Regions from separate parts of the Homo sapiens genome. Here region 2 is linked to region 1. The links are chromatin contacts, found by Hi-C in ENCODE. All regions are on one chromosome and are shown on one strand. The core of a region is the stretch at or near the end of the contact, and the rest is flanking DNA. Distances in the headings are between cores, read along the strand shown.

The links. A loop is a pair of places that touch in the nucleus more often than their neighbours do. Pooled maps may share reads with other maps.
Region 2: a pooled map shows a loop between it and region 1 (6-fold over the local background). The contact joins the enhancer-like site here to the promoter of AUTS2 in region 1. A Hi-C loop is called at or near these places in 3 of 50 pooled maps.

Annotation. Positions count from the first base shown.
Region 1 is chr7:69,594,588-69,601,381 of GRCh38, forward strand. AUTS2 (activator of transcription and developmental regulator AUTS2) reads left to right here and starts at 3,888. Exons shown (of 19, transcript NM_015570.4): 1 at 3,888-5,375. The coding sequence starts at 5,067. CT66 (cancer/testis associated transcript 66) reads right to left here and starts at 3,037. Exons shown (of 3, transcript NR_148927.1): 1 at 2,460-3,037; 2 at 2,068-2,104; 3 at 217-1,846. RefSeq lists enhancers at 3,058-3,137, 4,318-4,367 and silencers at 3,448-3,867, 3,888-3,967, 5,132-5,201.
Region 2 is chr7:70,643,864-70,650,657 of GRCh38, forward strand. The region is part of intron 5 of AUTS2 (activator of transcription and developmental regulator AUTS2); the gene reads left to right. Among named protein-coding and RNA genes, the nearest start is that of GALNT17, 480 kb to the right of the region's middle. RefSeq lists enhancers at 2,870-3,369, 4,593-4,642. Within about 2 kb of position 4,413, at least 3 of the 41 ENCODE cell types and tissues checked have a DNase peak (open chromatin) inside an H3K27ac peak, as active enhancers do.

The sequences.
Region 1 (6,794 bases), core at 2,638-5,137:
ATGAGTGAGAACATGCGGTGTTTGATTTTCTGTTCCTGTGTTAGTTTGCTGAGAATGATGGCTTCCAGCTTCATTTATGTCCCAAATAAACCACATCTTATTTATCTATTTTACTATTCATAAGCATTGGGTAGTGTCATTAATAATAAAAAAAAACGAAGTATTATATAGGTACTCATATGTACACAAGCAATACTCATATGCATTTATATATACACAGCATTTTAAAGCTTTTTATTGAAGCATAATTTACATACACAGAGATGCATATATCAATAGTACAGCTCAATGAATTTTCACAAACTGAACACACCAGTACCCAGCTCAAGAAACAACACTACCAGCTCCCCAGAAGCCGATTGGTGTTCTCTCCTAGTCATCAGCTCTCTCTCAAGGGTAACCACTATCCTGACTTTGAATAGCATCAATGACTTTTGTCTGTTTCTGTACTTCACATAAATGGAGTCCCGCAATTGTACATCTCCCTTTTTTCACTTAGCACATTTGTAAGGTTCATATATTTTACTGCATTTGGAAGCAGATTGTTCATTCTTAGTGTGGTAGAATGTACTCTGTTGTATGAATATACCACCAATTATTTATCTATTTTACTGTTTATGACCATTTGGGTTGTTTCCTGGTTGGGGGTTATTTATGAATAGGGTTGCTCTGAGTGATTTAATAGTCTTTTGGCACACATGGGACATTGGTATATTCCTAAGCGTGGAACTGCTGGGCCATAGGGTTTTCATATGTTTAACTTTAACAGATATTGCCAGTTTTCCAAAGTGGTTGTACTATATACCTAGCATTTGACTTCCTGAGGAATCATTCTAAGAAGGGCATTTCAGCATAACCATTAAGAGAACAGGTTTTGGAGTCACTCAGATCAAATTTAGCTTATGACTAAGGAGTGGAGGCACCTTGGACAATATGCTTAACTTTAAGCCTCAGTTTACTCAACTGTAAAATAGGAATAATAAAACTTTTCTCAAAATTTATGAGAATTAAATGAGATATTATTTTAATGCAGTTAGAACAGTGCCTGAAACATAATAAATGCTTAGCTTATTATATGGCAGTTATTAATCGCTAGCAGTTAAAACACAGGCAAAATGGAGAATTAGAAACAAATATGGGCAATATAATCCAGAAACAATTTTAATTGTATGACTGAAGAAACCTAAGAAACTCTGACCCAAAAGGCATTGCTAATTCCAGGGAAGATTATATTGAATGCTGAACATTATCCCAAAATGCGTTTGCAAATTACCCTCACCAGAGGCAAGGTTCTTGGATGCAGTGTATTATCATTCATTTTTTTTTCCAGTTATTACTCTTTAAAGACAGGACTGCCAAGGGCTACTCTAGAAAGTCACTAATATAATACCTTTTATTATATTTCCCAATTTCACACCTTCCTCAACCCAATCCCCAAAGTTGTTGAAAGGTGACTGTAATTGCATCGTTAGTTCTTAGCTTTCCTGGAATCTTATCTAAGACAACTTTCACATCCCCCAAAACCCTAAAAATAAGCCCAGATTTTTGCTTTAAATTGCGAAGAACTTGCTTTATTTTGTAGGATGAGCTTGATAACCTCAGCGTGGATTTCAGCAGCTGCCGGAAACAGCACTCTAGAAGTTAACACAGGTACGCTCCGTACTGAGGCACTGTTTTAGCTAACTGCTCCAGGGACAGCAGGCTCAGTCCTCTTAGGTAAGTAATTTTGGAAGGTGGCACTGTGTTCCTAATAAATTGAATCAGATCCCTTAGGTTAGTCACTATTCTTAAGAAATAAAGCACGAAATCAACTTGAAGTCATCTGTTGAGAAGGCCGTGGATAGACCTGAAAAGGAACATTTTGAACATTTAATTGAACCTCTTTGATTTACAGATGAAAAAACTAGTCATTTAAAAAAGTCTTGCCTAAGGTCAAATGTTTTGTTTCCTGGACTGGCATAAAGCTCATCTGTCACAGTCGGGTGGATGTTCCTTTCTGTTCCTGGCAACTTGACCCCCCCGTCCCCCCAACCCCATCTCTCCATCTGATTTCATAAAGATCCAGACCTGGGATTCAGAAACGGGGAAGCTGAAGGAGTGTGACCTAAAACAAGAGAAAGACAAGCTATTAAATTGTTATTAGGAATTATAAGACGAGAGAGGCTTGCCTGCTAGAACGTCAAGAAGCAGTATCTTTTCTGTTTTGTACAACGCTGTATTCCCAGCACCTACAACTGTGCCTGCTAAGCCTGGTAAGGCCTAATAATTGTTAAATGAAAAACAATCAATCACTCAATCATAGATGTGTCAGATTGTGAGAGAAAACACGTCCTTACTGTTTTCTCTACCACCCTCCTTCCAGTAATACTAATAAAATGTGCACATTTGTATTCTAAAGAGGTGAAATCATATACACAGCGCTCTAGCACGGTGCCTGGCCCATTGTAATTAATACATGCCAGTTTATTTTCCTTTTCTTCCTCCACAAGTATGGGCTACTAGGGAGGACGAAGGGTTGGTGCCGTGGTGTTTATGTGCCTGGACAGAAAGTGAAGCGTATCCAAGAGGCTGCTGAGAGCGGGCTGTCGGTCTTTCTGATCCGTATAGATCAATTCCAGTGCCCTGAAAAACGCACAGCTATTTTACCCAGAGAGGCTGGTCGCTTTTGTTGATCGATTCTCGGCTGCAGTCAGCTCTTTAATACAACTTTTTATGAGCATCAGCCACATTGCGGCGGGAGGAGGGGCTGTGGTGGAAAAAGCAGGGAAACCGCCCCCCACTCCCAAAAAGTAAAGGAAGCCCGCGGGGCAGGGACTGCGGTTTGCCGGTCTAACGGGTCCTCGAGCTGGGGCGGCGGTCCCGGCCCCTTCGGCCCCGCCCCTCGCCCGCGGCCGCCTCCGAGGTTCAAGTTCGGCCCCCGGCTGTTAGGCCTCGCGCTCCCGGATCTGAAGCCGCCCGTGCGTCCCTAGGTCCCCCGCTGGAAGACGAGGCGGGAATCCCAGGGGTCATCCGGGCGCGGGGTCGCTCGTCCACGCACTGTGGTGCCACGTGGAGGAAAAGTTTCCAACTCTGCCAGTTGGTGCTCCCACTGCGCCCAGGCGGAGCAAAGGCCCGCGCTTTGGCACCCGCTCCCCGTTCTGTCTCCTCCAGTCGCGCCCCCTCCCAGGGACGCCCCCCTTGTACCCCTTCTCTGAATTCCCTTCTCTCCTCGCAGCGCAGGTAGCCAAGGGAAAACACCCTTGGGGGCTGGTGGGGCTTCCCGAGAAGGCGGCCTCGGGCCGGCCAGGGGTAGAGGATCCAGGGACAAGTGTCCCGAGGAGGATGTGGGGGGCGCGCGCGCGAAGTGGCCTGGGAGCAGGGGCCCACACGCGTCCCCGCTGCGACAGGCGGGATCCTCCGGCGGCTTCCACGCCCTGGCGCGCCAACTCTGCCCGGCCGCGGCCGACCCCACGCGGGCGCCCCCTCCACGCCCCCGCCCCCGCCCCCCTCACAGCTCCCCACCGCCCCCAGTGCGCAGGCCCGGCCGCCCCAGCGCGCATGCCCTGGGCTCGCGAGCGCGGCCAGCCCCCAGCCTTTTGCTTTCTACACACTCTACAACTGGGGAGGGGGCGGGGGAGGAGGGAGCCCAGCCGTCCACGTGATCCCGCCGGCCGGGGCCGCGGGGGCGGGAGCGCGCGCCGAGAGAGGCGCGGGGAGGGCGGGTGCGCGGGAGCGCGCGCACTCGAGCGAGCGAGCGAAAGCACGAACGAGCGAGCGAGCGAGCGAGCGAGCGGGCGGGCGCGGGGTTGGGCTGAGGCGGGCGGCGGCGGCGGCGGCGGCGGTGGGCTGGCCGCGGAGGGGGAGGAGCGGGAGCTGCGCGAGGCAGGCGGGCGGGCGGAGGATGGGGCAGTGCCCGGGCTCCCGCTGCAGCCGCCCGGGGACACGCCGTGCACCCTCCGGCTCGGGGCTTTCTCGGCGGCGGCGGCGGCAGCAGCAGCAGCGTTAGCGGCGGCGGCGAGAGCAGCGTTCCCGGCTGCGCTTCTCCCTCAGGCGGGGCGGCGAGAGAAGCGGCGGCGGCGGCGGCGGCACACCGGTGTCTCTCCCGCTGGAGATTTCTTTCTGCTTTCCTCATCGACTGACTGACTCACCCCCTCCCTTTTTTGAGGAAGGGTGACCTCTTCTCTGGGACTGGAAAAAATATTTTTGTGAGGAGGGGGGCGGGTGGCAGCGACAGGGTTTGCTTCTTCTCTTCTTTCATCTCCCTCTCCTCCCCCCTCGAAGACCGAAAAGCAAACCCCACAACTGCTCCAGCAGCATCCTCCTTCCCTTCCTCCGCCTCCCTTCTCCTCCGCCGCTCGCAGTTTCGCCCTCTCTTCCGCTAATGATTGCATTATTATGCTCCCCTCTCTGGGGGGTCTCGCCCCTCTTGGGTCGCTCCGGAGCCCCGGCCTCCCCTGGCTGCATTTCTTAAAAATTTGGGAGCCTGGGAGTGAGTTTTCTCCGAGGCGTGTGTGAGAGGCGGCGGGGGTGTTTTCCTGCGCGAGGGGCGGGTGAAGTTCATTGCCCCCACTTTTCCCGCGACCTTTTTCGGACCCGATTTTGGATCGAGTTGAGGGGGGCGCGGGCGTTTTCGGGGGGCGGGGGGCGCGGCGGAGAATGGCCGCGGGGAGGGCTCCCCGGAGCCTCCCAGTCTCTTGATCAAAGCATTCCGCTATTCTGATTTATTGCTTGCTTGGTGAGTTATTTTTTTTTCCTCTAAAGGAGACCTGTGTGTTCAGCCATTACTTTGCTCGGCGCTGCTCCCAGGCATCTCCGACCCTCGGTGCTGTGGGGAGCCCCACACTTGGGCTCCTCGCCTCTCGCCCTCGCTCCCCGTCCCTCCTCCCCTCTCTCCGCCCCTTCCCCCTTTTCTTTCTCCTCTCTTTCTTCCCCTCTCTCCCTTCTTTCGGCCGCCGTCTCCCCCGCGCCCTCCTCGGGGCGGAGGGAAGCCGTGAAGGGGGAGGGAGGGCTCGGTGTCAATTTTTTTTTGTGTGGCTGCGGCCGTAGCCTGTGGCGGGCAAGCGGGGAGACCCCGGCGCAGCAGAACCATGGATGGCCCGACGCGGGGCCATGGACTCCGCAAAAAGCGGCGGTCGCGGTCGCAGCGAGACCGGGAGAGGCGCTCCCGGGGCGGGCTGGGGGCCGGCGCGGCCGGCGGCGGCGGGGCTGGCCGGACCCGGGCGCTCTCACTCGCCTCGTCGTCGGGCTCCGACAAGGAAGACAATGGGAAGCCCCCGTCCTCCGCCCCGTCCCGGCCCAGACCCCCGCGGAGGAAGCGGAGAGAGTCCACCTCGGCAGAAGAGGACATCATTGATGGATTTGCCATGACCAGCTTTGTCACTTTTGAAGCGCTGGAGGTAAGGGGGACCCCCCTTCCCCCGGGTTCCCTTTATGCACGACCCCACTCGGCTGCGCCCGGCTCTCCTGCCTCCCTCGCCGCGCTCCGGGCTGTCTGTCTGTCTGTCTGTCTGTCTGTCTGTCTAGGCTGAGGTCTTATTGTTGGTGGGGGGAGCTGGGGGCGCGGGCAGACAGGCAGCAGGAGGGAGTCGCAAAGCCGTGCCTGGTCTCGTTTCCTCGCTCGCCTTTCCCCTGCGCCCCCTCCCTGCACCCCCTCCACAGCAGATGGGCAGAAAGAAAGGGGTTCGGGCATCACAACAATGCGCCCCCTCTCCACAGAGAGCTCTGCCCCCACTCCTTCCTCCTCTCCCTCCCCAATCATGGCTTCTTGGCTGGTGGAAGTCTCTTTGCTGGGTTTGGGGCGCCTGTGGACGGTTCTGTGTGCTTTCTACAGAGTCATATGTTCGTGTGTGTGTGTGTGTGTGTGTGTGTGTGTGTGTCTGTGTAGTATATACCTTTCCCGGGTGTCCTCGGGACTGGAGACTGATGGGGTTTTGTGATTTCTTTGCGCCTCCCCCCATTACCCCCCCATATTCTTTTTTTTTTTTTTTTTTTGGTGAAGCTGGGGAAGGGGGCGTTTTCTCCTGGTTGGGAGAAAGGAGGGAGGAGGGGAGAGAAGAGGGAAGGGTGGAATAGCTCTCTGTATTCTGTATGGGGTTCTGTTACAGAAAGGGTTAATTATAATATTATCTATACACATACATAGGCACATGTGTGTGTGTACATGAGCAATTTAGTTAAAGGACAGAAAAAGGTACACCAGGGAAGACTGGTGGGAGGGAAGAATAAAATCCTAGCTGCTATCTGAAGGGCTTGTCACCAATTGTCCCTCTCCCTTTCCTTTTTTGTGTTTTCTTTTTTTTCTTTCTAAGTGATTGGCTTTGTGTGTGTCTATGTGTGTGTCTTTCTTTATTCCTTGGGCACCTGCAGCGTTGATTTTCAAATGCACATTTTCCTTCCAGCCAACTGGCTCCTAGGGTAGGGGGAAAGGGAAAAGGGAGGGAGGGGGAGACTGTCCAGGGTTGGGGGGAAACTGTCTTTGCCTGGACCTGTCTCCTTTGGTGTGGTATTGGTCATTGGCCTCTATAAATTTAACCGCCTAATTTCCTCCCCCACCTCCCTGTCCCCACCCCCCACACACCATGCACACACACACAGAAGGCTTTGAGATTCTGCAGAGTTGGTCCACCTTTCTTAAGCACAAAACCAAGATACGGTTTATAGTTGGCTTATAGTGTTTCATGCACCTGATGTGATGGTTTGAGGTTCCTGAAGGAAACTTTTCCCTTTCCATTTTTTTTTTTGCGTTATTATGGTATTGTTTCACATGCTCAGATGCAAGCTTTGTTAATGACAGCTTAAATCTCACATACGGTAAC
Region 2 (6,794 bases), core at 3,163-5,662, 1.0 Mb after region 1:
GCTGAGTGCTATGTATTTTACCTCTCAAAAGACTGGCTCAGTCCATCCCTCCCTTTCCACCAAGACAGCCTCTGCTATGACGTCCTGGCTCGCCCCACCTACCATATCTGTGCTGCAGTAGACCTGGGGTACGGCCTGAGAATTTGCTTTCCTGACCAGTTCCTTGGTGATGCTGAGGCTGCTGGTCTAGACGACACTTTGGGAACTACTGCTTCCGTTGATTTTTCCCATCCATCAATTGGCTCATTCAACAAGTAGTTATTGAGTACCAGTGTCAAGTTCTGGAATTCAACAATGAAGAAAACAAGGTCATCTATTGAAAAGGTTGTGGAGGGAACAAACAAAGAATAAATTCATCTATAATGTGATGTGTAAGTGATACATGCTAACAATGGTTAGCATTTATAAATGGTTGAAGGGACGGAGGAGTGGTGATGGAGAGGGAGTCGTCAGGGAAGACTTGCTATTTAGGAAAATTTTGAGCAGATACCTAGAGGGAAGAGCATTCCAAACAGAGGGAACTGCACGTTCTTGTGCTTTAACCATCCTAAAACACAGTCCCGACTCTATCACTTCCCTCGCGGGGTCAACAGCAGCCACGTTTGACTGCCATTCTGCGCTCTCCACGAACTGTCTCCCACACCCTTTTCCACACATCGTCTCGCACCCAGACTGACCTGACTTCTCCCAGGTCTCTCTGCTGACATTTCACTTGCCTCCCCTGGGGCACTTATTTGTGCTATTCACCCCCACCCCTCCTACCTTCCAGCAAATGCCCTTCTTGTGTGTTTGCCTCATGCCAGATCCTGTAATTCATTCAACGTTTGCTTCCATTTCCACCTCCTCCATGAAGCCTTCCAGAATCATCCCCTTTGAAAGTGCCCTCTTCCTCCTCATTCCAGAAACATTTATCCCCAGAAGTGCTGCATAACCCTTGTGGCATCTCACCCTTGTATATTCCTCACCTGGCCCAACTCTGTAGTCCAGCAAATGCGTAGTAGACCTTGGGTGAAGGATGGCCCAGAAGTGTTTCTCCTGCTCCTTGACCTCTCCAAGAGGCGGGCCTCTGGTATTTCCTAAACGCTGGTGGCTTTACTGTTGAATCAGAGCAAAAGGAGAAAGGAAAGGCCATGGCCTAAAATGGAGTATTGGAATGATCTCTGGGTTTCTCTGTTTATCCCAGCTTTCTTTCTGTGCTATTACCAAGATAATTGAGTTGGAAATACTAGTAGCATTTCCTTCATCTTCCTTCAGGCTCACAAGCGTTCTTCACCCAAAGGGAGGGAGATTAATTGACTTCTTTTATCTTCCATTCAAATGAGGCTTTCATGTGAATCGCTCCCACCCTCCCGCCCCCTCAGCCCTCCCAACCTCCCCTCATTCATTAGGAGCTGGACATGAAAAGGAGAGCATCTAAAACTCTGCAGAGTCCCTGGATCTCCCCAGACCCCTCTCTTCCCTCATTCCCCGCCAAACATTTCTGACCTGGCATCACAACAGTTCACGTGAGAAGTGTCACGGTGGGGCAGAGCAGATCCAACCGGAAGCTGCACCAGCCACTGAACTCTCTCCACACCACCAGATGGTCTGGTGCTGCAGCAGCCTTTCAGAATTAATAACTCTCCCTCCAGAGGGGCAGCTTCATTCAGGAACCGTTTCACATTTTCCAGCTAAGTGTGGTTTTTTCCCATAGAGTTTTCTGGCCGCTCTGTTCTGGGCAGACCATGGGGCCTGCTCACGAAGGCAAGAGATGTATCTTGCCTTCCCTCCACCTTTCTTTGCCTTTGGCTTCTGACAGCGCAGCTTTTAATCTGGAAATTATGGTAACTTGTATGTGCATTTTGAGAGTATATCATTGCTGCATTTAATTAACGGTTATTAGTGTTAGCGTACTGTGCTGTATTCTATGTCACAAATCATCAAGTCTCCCAGAGCAGTTACAGCAATTAAGAACTCCATCACACCTTCTGTATAGTCATTTGGTACTTTTCCAGGTCTTTTCAAAACTGGAAATTACTAATCAAATCATTTCTGCTGTGTGCCTCAGTATCGTTTATTCCATTCCTAATGATGTGCGACTTTTTTTTCTTTGGCCGTTAACAGAGGCATCCGTGCGTCTAACCCATTTCACACCACCGTCATGCTTTAGCGAGGCGATAATGAACTTGCAGAAGGAAATGCAGGCTTTGGTTCTCTTTTCAGAGCAGTGTCTTTCCTCTCCTGCTGTTGGGTGATTGAATTTTGAAACTGTAAAATGCATCGACAGACCTACAAACCTGACTTGCCAGAGCCACAGCCATCACAGTTGAGCTTCAATTCAGAGCTCAGTGCGACTCCTGCCTGATCAATTTGTCATCCCTCTAAATGGAAACTAATTACTTCCCAGGGAAAGATTGCAGGCAAATATCAGCCTTTGCATCAGCAGCCCTCTGCAGTGAGGTTAAGGCAGAGTCCATGGGGTTTCACCAGAGGGGCCATTTCCCTCTCTGCCTCCGTCATGTCAGGAAGAATTTTTATTATTTAGAGCAGCAGTGAGCTTGCCGTCACATCCACTAAGGTCAGCCGTCAAGCGTGCATCTCACTTAATAGGTCACCTGGACGGTCCCAAGTCAAATGTCAGAGGCCATTCAACTGCCAGGTTGCAACAAAAACACCCTGGCAGGCTTTTGATGGTGTTTAGATGGGGATGAGCCAGCCCGCTGGAGGGGAGCCCACCGCCTCTGGCCCCCCAAGGGGATTCTCTTTTTCTTTATGCCCAAGAACACTGCCCTGGAAGCATCCCCGGAATGACTGAATCATTGCCATTTGTGCGGCATCGAACAGACTGTGCCGCTGACAGCTGTAGGCAAGATTGACTCCGATGCAGTGCCAGGAGATCTAGGCCATGCAAGGCGGCTGCTCAAGGCCCGCTCTAGTGCGAGGGCCCTGGCTCAGGGCAGCAGGGCTGGCCCAGAAGCTGGGGCCAGGACCGGGCCAGCCAGCTCAGAGGCTGTTGAACAATCTGATCAGAGGAGGGCCTTGCCAGTTCCCTACCTTTGCCCATTTTGGATGCTGTTCTGCTCTGGCCTTGCTGCTCATCATTCCAGGCTGGCTGAGCAGTTTCAAACTCAGGGCTGATCCTGCCACCTCTGTGTCTGGGCTGAGCTGCAAGGTCTTTAGCCCAGCATTGCTCAGTCTTGGACATTCTCCCAGCAGAAGTCAGACAAGACCCAGGAGAGAAGTTTGTTTTGTTCAGCAGCTGATTGGATCCGCTCACTGTTGACTTGTGTTCCATGTTGGAGAATGCGTTCTGGTCCCCCTGAGCTGATATAAAGGAGCCCAAACTCAAATCTGTGCCCATTCCACGTTTCCCCTCTACTCCAGGATGGAGAGTTTTTCCTCTCATTCTTATCCACACAGCGAAAAACACTAGACACAGTGAGAAACGCTGGACGGCTCTGGGGGCCGTGGGAGCTGGGATGAGCACTGAACTTCTCTAGGCCTCAGCCCACTTCGCTCTGCAAGCCCTGAATGTGCCTGGACAAGATGACCGGTAAAGGCCATTCCAGCTCTCTGTGCTTTGTAGCCTGAGTCCCTGTGAGGAGTGGTTTGCTTTGAAACACAATATAATCCAGAAAAAACAGCTATCTTAACTTGGCCAGCTCTGCTTTTAAGCAAGAAATAAAGTGATGGTTTCTTGAAAATGATGCTGGCCTTTATAATGCCTTCTCCCTTAATCTCCCCACAAACTGAGACAAGGCATCCTGGGTCACACCCTGGCTCGTCTCCTGTGTGATGTGTTTTCTGGGACTTGCACTTTGGTAACCAGAGGAGACTGCCAACTGGGTATCATACCTGTCTCTCAACCCCTCTTCTGCCCACCACCCTCTCTCAGCCTCCCTATTCCCTGAAGCTAGCATGCCAGGGAGGCAGGTGGCATACGTGGTACAAGGACTGCATGCGCACATTTTGGAATGAAACAGTGGCCTTTCTTTGGAACTCAGACCATCCAGTGTGCTCTGGCTAAAGACAGGATTGTAGATCTAAGAAGTCCATTGTACTGATTAGTTTCATCTCAGTTTAAGCCACTGACCTACCAAGAGTATCCATTCAGGAAATGTCACCCCATGGCCTGATGTAGTGGTAGGAGACTGGAAATAGCTGAGTGATGACGGCATGTACACTCAGCATTGCTTAGCCTTGGGCAGGTACCGAACCTTTCTTTGCCTCGGTTTCTCATTTATAACATGGGAATAATGATAGTACTTACCTCTTCAGGGTTCTGGTGAGGGTTCCATGAACTAAAACACATGAAGAGTCTAGAATTGTTCCTGTGCTGTCCTAGGCCCAGGATGAATGTGAGCTGCTGTGGTTACAGCTAGTGTCATAGTACTCCGCCCCCCTCCACCACCAGACTACCACAGTTTCCTGCATTCTGTGATGCCGTCAGCTCACTGAGTCACCTTCACCAACACCTTTCACGCCTCTGGACTTCAGCTTTCTCATCTGCAGCACGAGGGAGAGGAATGGGCTGAGGCTTGCCATGGTGCTTTCAGGGACAGGCGTGGGAGCATCTGTGGTGAGTTTGCAGTTCTGTGTTGTATATGTCTGCACCAATGAGAGTTTCATGATCTTGAATTTATACATTCATATCATGAAGCACAACCTAGTAGCATGTTTAGATGTAGAAACACGATATAAAAACAAAACAGAATTTGTTTTGGTTTTTGGTTTTTTGTTTTGTTTCGTTTTGTTTTTTGAGACAGTCTCACTTTGTCACCCAGGCTGGAGTGCAGTGGCGTAATCTTGGCTCACTGCGACCTCCGCCTCCCCCTTTCAAGCAATTCTCCTGTCTCAGCCTCCCAAGTAGCTGGGATTGCAGGCATGCACTACCACGCTCAGCTAATTTTTTTTTAAATTTTTGGTAGAGACAGGGCTTCACCATGTTGGCCAAGCTGGTCTCGAACTCCTTACCTCAAATGATCTGCCTGCCTTGGCCTCCTAAAATGCTGAGATTACAGATATGAGCCACCGCGCCCAGCCCTGGAAGGAACCTTTGTTAAGAGTTCATAGTAACAGGGTGCTAAAATGAGTTTATTAAAATAATCCCAGTAGATGAAAGATTAGGAGATCTCTTTTGAGGAAATTAGAGAGTTTAGATCTGTTTTGAAATTAGGGAATGCCTTTTCCTATTGACCTAAGTCTCTGATTATATATGTCAACCTCAGCTTACGGAAAGAAGCTGACATGTCAAAATAAGAAGAATAGGCTGGATATGGTGGCTCATGCCTGTAATCCCAGCACTTTGGAGGCTGAGGCAGGTGGATTGCTTTAGCTCAGAAGTTTGAGACCTTTAGATTAGAAGTTTGAGACCTTTAGATTAGAAGTTTGAGACCAGCCTGGGCAACATCACGAAACCCCATGGAGCATGTCTGTGGTCTCAGCTACTTGGGTGTTTGAGGTGGAAGGATTACTGGACCGCAGGAGGTGGAGGTGGCAATGAGCCAAGATCATGCCCCTGCACTCTGGCCTGGCAGAGTGAGACCCTGTCTCAAAAAAAATAAAAAAGTAAGATGAATAAACAATGGTTAATAGAAACATAAGTGGTGGGACATGGGGGTCAGGATTTAATCTCAGAGTGTCCCAGTGGTGATTTATTTTATTTATTTATTTATTTATTTATTTATTTATTTATTTATTTTTTGAGACGGAGTCTCGCACTGTCACCCGGGCTGGAGTGCAGTAGTGCGATCTTGGCTTGCTGCAGCCTCTGCCTCCTGGGTTCAAACGATTTTCTTGCCTCAGCCTCCCAAGCAGCCAGGATTACAGGTGCCCACCACCATGCCCAGCTAATTTTTTGTATTTTTAGTAGAGATGGGCCTTCACCATGTTGGCCAGGCTGGTCTTGAATTCTGGACCTCGTGATTCACCCGCCTCGGTGTCCAAAGTGCTGGGATTATAGGCGTGAGCCACCGCACCCGGCCCCAGTGGTGATTTTGTAGGTCAGCAGAGATGATCTGTGTGCCACATTTCCTTGTAGCTTAACAATGGGCCTCAATCATGTGGTGCTTGGGTTCTTAGAATGTGGACAGCCAAGACATTCCAGCCACAAGTAACAGAACAAAATGGCTTCAACCATGGCAGGGGGGCGGGTGTGAGTAGTGTTTCTAAATGGGACTGGTTAAGTATTTTGGGGCACGGATTGGCTTCTCTGCCATTCTCTTAGCTTTCTCCTCATGATTTCAAGATGGCCGCCATAGTTATCAGACACTATTTCCTCAGGAAGCCACACTCACAGACAGGAAGGAAAGGTGTTCTTCCTCACGTACCTCTTTTTATCAGGAGGAAATTCTTTTCTAGAGACCCCATAGCAAACTTCCCCTCAGGTTTCACTGGCCAGAACTGGGTTACATACCGTCTCCTAAAACAGTCACCGTCCAAGAATAATGGGATTGCCAAGGGTGGCCTGAGCCTCCTGTAACAGGGGAAGACCACCTGCCCACAGCATGGCGCCATGCAGTACCTGAACAAAACCTGGGTTCAGTGAACTTGAGGGCTCTTGCCTGGGCAACCAACAGGGTCTGTCTGGGACCTTAAAGTCACTGATTCTGACTTAGCACTTAGGAATCAGGCATGTGGTTTAATCTCTCTGAATGTCAAAGAATGTGAGCTGGTCAAGAGCAGATCTAGAACTAGAATCTCTTTTCTCTTACTGTGACTCTCATCCCCACTCAGCTTTCTTCCTGGAATTATTTTTACTTTCAAATGTGTGAAGTCAGACATACAACAATTGTGCATTTCACTTGAAACTAGTA